2 separate regions of the Homo sapiens genome follow, and region 1 is linked to region 2. A link is a contact called in ENCODE Hi-C data. All regions are on one chromosome and are shown on one strand. Each heading gives the region's core, a stretch centred on a gene start or an enhancer-like site at or near the end of the contact. The rest is flanking DNA. Distances are from core to core; before and after follow the strand shown. Region 1 holds the start of BMP2K (BMP2 inducible kinase). Region 2 holds the start of CCNI (cyclin I).

Evidence for each region. Hi-C counts contacts between places; a loop is a spot of excess contacts on that map. Pooled maps may share reads with other maps.
Region 1: a loop to region 2 is called in a map of CD8-positive, alpha-beta T cell, with 13 times the contacts of the local background. The contact joins the promoter of BMP2K here to the promoter of CCNI in region 2. A Hi-C loop is called at or near these places in 6 of 168 maps with a recorded cell type or tissue (B cell, CD4-positive, alpha-beta T cell, CD4-positive, alpha-beta memory T cell and 2 more), 6 of 37 single-sample maps with no recorded cell type and 15 of 50 pooled maps.

What each region holds. Positions count from the first base shown.
Region 1 is chr4:78,774,298-78,778,310 of GRCh38, forward strand. It overlaps BMP2K (BMP2 inducible kinase), which reads left to right and starts at 2,053. Exons shown (of 16, transcript NM_198892.2): 1 at 2,053-2,424. The coding sequence starts at 2,247. BMP2K-DT (BMP2K divergent transcript) reads right to left here and starts at 1,673. Exons shown (of 1, transcript NR_186689.1): 1 at 1-1,673. RefSeq lists enhancers at 1,289-1,919, 2,552-3,182 and silencers at 1,386-1,635, 1,726-2,395, 2,757-2,957.
Region 2 is chr4:77,074,739-77,078,560 of GRCh38, forward strand. CCNI (cyclin I) reads right to left here and starts at 1,251. Exons shown (of 7, transcript NM_006835.3): 1 at 734-1,251. RefSeq lists silencers at 579-728, 789-1,138 and enhancers at 1,319-1,548, 1,447-2,417.

The sequences.
Region 1 (4,013 bases), core at 803-3,302, 1.7 Mb after region 2:
TCTTGTTATGTTGACCATGCTGGTTTTGAACTCCTGGCCTCAAGTGATCCTCGTAAACTAACTTTGAAACTTATTATAGCAGGCTTGTTGTGATCAGGTGAAGTTATATCAGGCCCAAACTTTGTATGTTTGTCTGACTCCAGTTTTGAATTGCATGAAATGACTTAATCTTTCCATTATTCTGCTTAAAAAACAATTCAAATTTAGGAATGAGACTCCACAATGAAGCCCCACAGCAACGAAAGTGGTCAGCTTGTTTCTAAATGGAAATCCCCAACTGCCACACCACATCAATCATCTGACATATAATCTCACTTCCACTAAGCTGGAATCTACTTTAAACGTCAGGTCTCTGGATGAAGAATTTTAGTTTAGTGGGTTATGTAGCAGAAATGCCTAAATCCAGAGCACTATTTTAGTGTTGGCAGAAATAGCTTCTCTTCAAATAGCAGGGAAGAAAGAACAAGGATTTTAAGTTCAAAGTTTTTGTCTAAGCACATTTTCTAATGTTTCTACCCGTTATCTCATTAAAAAGAATAAAGAAATAGGGGTGGGGATAGAACCACATTCATCTACTTTCATAGAAGGTGCATACTGGAGTCCTGCAGATACAATTTATTTGATCTATATTTTAAAAATTAGGGAAATGCCACATTAGAAAACAGTTCCAGGTTTTTGGTTCTCTTAAGAAACTGGAACCTCTGGGCACAGTGTGTGTGCCTATCTTCTTTTGTGGAAAAGTAGGCTGGAGCTGAGAATTGGCTGCTCTCTTTACACAGGCTCTACAGTTTGCCATTCCCTACCACTCCTGAATGTTTTACACCCATATTTATTTTGTTGCTTCACCCTGCAGTCGGGAGACTCCTGCAGTTTATGAAATTGATACAACAGGGCTTTTTTTTTTTTTTTTTTTTTTGGTAGGGGGTGCAAATCTCTTTGATTTGAGGGGAACGCAGTGGTCGCTTTTGCTTCCAAACAGCCTTAAATCTGCCCGTTTTTCAACGATCTGACCTTACTTTTTCAGGGTGGCCAAAAGCACAAAATTATGAATCAAAGAATGGTCCCCAATTACCACGAGCCAGCTGTGTGACCTTGGGCGACTCCGTTAAGTTCTTTTAGCCAAGAGTGATGAATGGTCTGCAAAACGACCTTAATACCTGTTCTGAATACCCCCACATGGCTGTGGTACAGCAGGCGTGAGATGTTTAAAGTACTCCTAAGTAATTTATAAACTGCAAAACGCTTCCCAGCACAAGCGTCCGCTACAGAGCGCGACGACACCGAGCCGGTTTAGAAGTCCAGTTACTGGAATCCACTCCAGTTCCGTCCTGCTCCCACCTCCTACGCTCAGGGTGGGCGAGCGGAAGGAGACTCTCAAGGGAGAAGGCCTGGAAAACTGGCTAAGAAACGAAGCGAGAAGTTCCTCAGCAGGGGTAAAGTTGTTGGCGGCATTTTTAAGCCCCTAGAGTGGCACAGCGACTCCCGGTCGAGATGACGGACCCCGGTGCGTGACCAGCGCGGGAGCCAGTCCCGGGCCACCTCCCTGCTTGAAGTCGGGCCTGGCCAGTACCCTCCCGGCGCAACCCCGGACCCGGGACCCCCGACTTTGCCCTAGTCCCCAACCCCCACAATCACCTCCCTTGGTCCCCCTCCACGTGACAAGAGCCGGAACCGTCACTTCCGGCGGCGCGGGCAGCGCGCCTGCGCGGGTCGCCCGGCCTCAGTGAGCGGTTGGCAGCAGCGCCCCCCCCCCCCCCCCGCCAACGGCCACGAGTGGCGGGCGGCGCGGGTTCGGCCGGGGCGGCGGCGGCGCGACGGGCTGCGGTCCTGCGGGTTTGTGGCCTGAGACGTCTAGCCCACTCCCTGGAGGGGCCGGCCGCCCAGCCTCTTTCGCTCTCTTCCTCTACCCCGGCTCGCGCTCCAGGCGCTTAGTGAGGCGGCGGGACGCCCGGGGCACTGGCGGAGGCGGCGGCGTCGCCCCTGGATTCGGACCCGCCCCCTCGCGCCCCGCCCCGTCCCCGCCCTCCCCACCGCCCTCTGCGGGAGCCGGGCAGCTGCAGCGGAGCCGCGGAGCGGGCGGCGGGGCCCAGGCTGTGCGCTTGGGGAGCGCGGAATGTGAGGCTTGGCGGGCCGCAGCACGCTCGGACGGGCCAGGGGCGGCGACCCCTCGCGGACGCCCGGCTGCGCGCCGGGCCGGGGACTTGCCCTTGCACGCTCCCTGCGCCCTCCAGCTCGCCGGCGGGACCATGAAGAAGTTCTCTCGGATGCCCAAGTCGGAGGGCGGCAGCGGCGGCGGAGCGGCGGGTGGCGGGGCTGGCGGGGCCGGGGCCGGGGCCGGCTGCGGCTCCGGCGGCTCGTCCGTGGGGGTCCGGGTGTTCGCGGTCGGCCGCCACCAGGTCACCCTGGAAGAGTCGCTGGCCGAAGGTACGGGCGCCCGGGGAGGCTCGGACAGGCAGGTGAGGGAGGGTTGGGGTGTGGCGGCGGCTTCTCCGGGTCCTCGCCCTCCGGACTGACTCTTATACCCCATTCTTCCTCTGCTGCCGGGCCAGCGGGGGCTCCTAAAGAGTGGCTCGGGCTTTCTCTCTTAAGCTGGCTTTTCTTGCCGCTGGCTGCCCCGGCCGGTGCACAGTTCTCTCATGCCTAGTTTAAATCATTTTCTGTGCTTTTTGACGCGAGAAAATAGGTAGTAGACGGGCTAGGAAGTGGGTTGGTGTTACGATTGGGCCAGTGACTCATTAGAGGGTCAGATCGAACAGGGTTGAAGCTCCGTTCTGCCAGCTGTGGCTCAGACGGGTGTCATGCGTTGGCCTTTTCATCTAAGCCTCCACCCGCGCTGCAGGGCATAGGACCCTGCAGCCCCTGGTGTCAAGCTGGGCTTTGCTGCAGCTCAGTCATCTGTTGAAAAACAATGTATTTGTGTGCATGTGTGCGTGTTGGAGGTGATCCTTTGCTCTAAATTCAGTTAGTAGGTTGCACTGAGGAGCAGGTAAACTTGGAGCCCATTTATCTTTGTTATTTAGAATCTTCTCTGTTGGACAAGGTGCTATTCATGCCCTCCCAGTATGTCTCTTTGATAGTAGTTTAAAAGGTGATATAAAAGCAGGTTAACTTTCACTTAACGAGGTTTTGTGGTCGGTCCTTCATGATCTGGAACAGGTTATGACGGCAGGTAGAAGTCTACTTACAAAAAAAGTTTACTCCATTTTAAAAGAAGAACTTAGAATTTAGTTTTGTATTTCTGGCATAATTGCCTTGTAGAAAATACTTGCCCTGTGTGCTGCATGCTTCATTGGCCTTTGAGTTTTTAGTTGCAAAATGATACTACAAAATAAACACTTTAAAAGAAATACTTTTTGTTGATAAATGGCCCTTTTAAGTTCTATGGTTAAGATAAAAAAAATCGAAGAGTGGATTCAGTTCTCCGAGCGTTAGACGTTGATGTGGTTTGAAAACAGTAGACTGAGATTCCGCTTGTATTTTTTGAAATGCTATACACAACAGTAAATTAGCACAAGGGAAAAAACCTGAAGATTTTTGTATAAAATATTTGAAAGAGAAAGAAATCGTGAATTATTCAAGTGTACATATCATTGTTTCGTGAACCATTGCTCAGAATAATGATCTTAGCCGAAACTTGGAGAGGTGGGAGAAGGAGGATCCTTAGTTTTTCAGAAGAATGAATATGTGGTGAGTGGTCTTTATAAAAGATTTACTATACTATAAAGTTTTCTAGCTCTTTATTACACATGAATTTCAATTATTGGTTTAGATTGTGTTGTAGGTTTTAAAAGCACATGGCTCTTCACTCAAATGCCATATTCTGTCTTTGAATTGTTTTAGTAACTAATTGAAATGTAGCTTGAGTAGTGTTACACTCACTCATTCCACTAAATCCCAGATGGGTCTTTTATTTAATAGAAAAAAAATACTGACATTTCACAAATTAGATTTTGAATTTGTAACTTGTATTACTCACTACCCTAAGCATATCTTATCACTACCCTAAGCAAGCC
Region 2 (3,822 bases), core at 1-2,500:
AAAACATAAACATTTTAGTTCAAACCCCTTCAGAGTCTGAATCCATCCTACCTCCCGAAACACCTTCCACTGTTTTGATACCCAATTGTCAACTTCTGCCAAAAGGATCTGTAACGGAGCCCCCTAGCTCCAGCGGAGGCTCCTCTGTCCTCCTTTCAAATTCCAGTTATTTAATCTAGCCTTTAGAGCACAACTCAAATCTCACCTCCCCCGGATTCCCCCCACCCACCCGCCCCAAGCCCTGGGTAACGTTGCCCTCCCCCGAATTTCACAGCACCGGAGGTTCACCCCATTCATTTGGCATTCAGTCTGCCGTGCAAAGTTAGTAATCCTCCTGGTGTCCCCGGAGAATCGTTCAACCTGAGGGTGGGGGTGTGTCCCCTTCTTTGTGTATTAACACGGGCTCGTAGAGCCTCCAACACGCACTATAGAGTAGCTAATTTGCCGCTGCCACAAAAAAAAGTTACTCGCTGACAGAAAAACTGGCCCGAAAAGGAACACAGTAGTGCCGTTTTCAAGTGGGCAGGTGACGGGTCTGTCTGGGCCGGAGAGGACGAAGAGGGCGGCCCCGAGGTTCCCCGGGCTGGGGGATGCGGGAGGGTGGGTCTCCGGCGAGCAGCGCGCGGCCAAGGGCGCTGCCACGGGGGCGGCGCGGGGGGAGCAGCGGGGCCCCAGCGCGTCGACGCCGGCCGCGGAGACGCGTCGAGCCCCCGCCCCCGCCCCCGCCCCTCACCTTCTCCTCCTCTTCCTCCTCCTCCTCCTCCCCGGCAGAGCTGTAGGCCTCACAGTGGTGACGCGGGGTCATCCGGGGGCCCGTTACCACCTCATTCTCATAGGCGCGCGGAGGCGGTGCGCGCGGGACGACTCGGCCAACTGAGGAGGGAGAAAGGGGAAGCGGATCGGGGGGCGCGGGCGCGGGCGCTGGCGCTCGAGCGGGACGCACGGCTGCGGCCGCTGGGTCGGTCAGCGAATTAGTTCCATGATGACCCCCGGCCTGAGGCCGCCGCCGCTCGAGCCCGGGTTGGGAGGGGGCTCCCTCTCGCCATAGGGCGGCGGGGGCCGGGGAGAGGCGGGGGGTGAGACCGGCTCTGCCCCTGCCCGGGGAAAGCGCCTCCGAGGGGAAATGGTGAAAGGGGGGGAGGGGAGAAAAGAAAAGAAAAAAAAAAAAAGAAAGGGGAAAGGGGGGAAAAATAAGAAAAAGCGAGACAGAGGCGCTGCCGCGTCCGCTCGCGGGGAAGGCTGGGGAGGGAGGGGAAGAGAGGGGAAGGGAGGAAGAAGTGCCGGCTTCCTCGGCTCCGCCCTCGCGGACCGATTCCTAGACTCGCCCACTCCTTGTAAACTACGCGGACTTGGTCTTTCACCCTTCCTGTTCCTCCCCGCCGCCTTCCCGGTCCAACGAAAGTACAGAGAAGTGCGGCCGAAAGGAGACGGGCTGGGGAAGTCGTTGGCACTAGGATGGAAGGAGGGAGGACGTTTTCTCGTGGCTAAGAAAAGCCGAAGGTCCGTGGACTCATTTTCCTTGAAGGAGCGGAAGGGTTGCTTGCAGACCGCACGGTGACGTCAGCGTCTCTGGGCCCCCACTGAGGGGGCGTGCGGTGGCCGGAGAGTGCGCTGCGCATGCGCCTGGGGAAGAAAGAAGCGGCCGAGCGCTGCGCTTGGGGGAGGGGATTTCACGATCCGCTCCTGTGGTCCAGCTTTACAGCAGCTTGGTTTTATCTAGCCCTACTCGTCCCCAGGCTCTTAGAAGGATTCACTGGGAAGGGGCTACTGATCTCTTGGGTGGAGATCTTGCAGATTTGTTGACCTAGCAAAGTATTACGTGTTCTTACCGTTGACATGTAAATAGAATTGCGGTTTTTCTCACTGCCACATTGTGTGGGTGGAGGGAGATTCTAAAGGGTTTTAGGAATCGGAAAATTAGGGAGAATCAAATCATGGGTGCTTAAGGCCTCAGTGAAACACTGTAAATTATACTGCTGACGGCGAGGAACCTGCTTGGCAATGTGGCAAGGGGATTTTATCCACTCAACCAACACGTCTGAGTATTTCCGAATAGGTTTTATTACCAGGTGCTTAAAGAATGTGTGGTGACATAAATGGGTTTTATTTGGGGTTCTGTTAGTACAAACGGTAACTTTTTGCTATTTTGATTGTTTTAATTATTTAAAAATATGTAGTATTACAGAGTTTTGAAAGAGGAAGAGCTAGATCTCAACCATTTATAGAAGTCTCGTTTGTTTTTTCCATTTGTTTTTTATATAGTTATTTTAACTGTCAGTGAAAAAATATGTGTTGAGTTTATTTAGTGGCCAGACTCAGCAAACTGGAAGTAGCCAAGACAGACATAGCTCCTGCCTTCATGGAGTTTACAGTCCAAACAGAGGATAACCATTGAGCTAATTATCACTATGTAAAATTACCAAGTACATTTACTTGTTTACTTGTGCATGTATCCCCTCCCTAGAATATAAGGTCGCAGGCGGCAGGGATCTTGCATGTTTCACCCTCTATCCCTGTGTATAAAAGGCTCTCAATATTTGACCAAGTAAACAATTCTGGTATTAAAACCGTTAAGATGGAAAATCGCCGGCTGCTGTGGAAACGCTTGCCTTTCCGCCTGGTTTGGGATATCAGAGAAGGTTTTTCTGAAGAAGTGACATTTAAGATGAGACTTGAAACCACTGGGCAAAGAATGATACAAGCAGAGGAAGTTATGTGAAAAGGCTCCGAAGCTGAGACGTTCTAAAAATCTCTGAAAGCTAGTGTGGCTGGCCCTCAGACAACTGAGGCAGGATGTGGAAGCAGAGGACAGATGCCATAGAACAGAAGAAGGAATGGGAAGCCCTAGGAGGATTTCAAGTGGGTTGTATCCTTTTTTTTTCTTTTTTTCACTTCATGTAGCCTATTATTATATGGTCTTCATTCAAAAAAGCCACCATTTTTCTGCATGTTACTCTTGAGACTGTAGCATTTCTGCATAATACTATTGAGAGTGTAACATAATTCCATTGTTAGACCATGAAATTGCTTCTGATTTTCACTCCAATAAGAATAATGCAAATTCCACTCCTAAATATATACCCAAGAGAAAGGAAAATATTTGTCCATGCAAAAACTTTTTTACAAACGTTAGCATTATTCATAATAGCCAAAGATGAAACAACCTAAATGTTCATCAGCTGGCGCCTGTATAAATCAAATGTGATACATCTATGTACAATCAAATTTTTATTTTTAAGAGATGGGGTCTGGCTCCGTGGCGCAGATGGGGGTGCCATGAGACTTCCTATGTTGTCCAGGCTGGTCTCAAACTCCTGGCCTCTAGCAATTCTCCCTCCTTAGCCTGAAAGTGATGGGATTACAGGCATGAGCCGTCACACCGACCTATACAATGGAATCTTATTGGGCCATAAAAAGAAAATACTAATACATGCTATAACATGCATAACCTTTGAAAGCAGTATGCTAAATGAAAGAAGCCAGTCACAAAAGACCACATATTATATGATTCCACTTACGTGAATGTCCAGAATAGGCAAATATATAGAGACAGAAAGTAAGGAAGTGGTTGCTTAGGGCTAGGGGCAGGCATGGGATTAGGGGATGATAGTTAAATGATATGGGGGTTTCTTTCTTTTTTTCTTTTCTTTTTTTCTTTTTTTTTTTTTTGGAAACAGGGCCTTGCTCTGTCCCCCAGGCTGCAGGCTGGAGTGCAATGGTGTGAACATGACTCACTGTAGCCTTGACCTCCAGGATCAAGCAATCCTCCTGCCTCAGCCTCCTGTGTAGCTGGAACCACAGGCGCATGCCTCCATGCCCAAC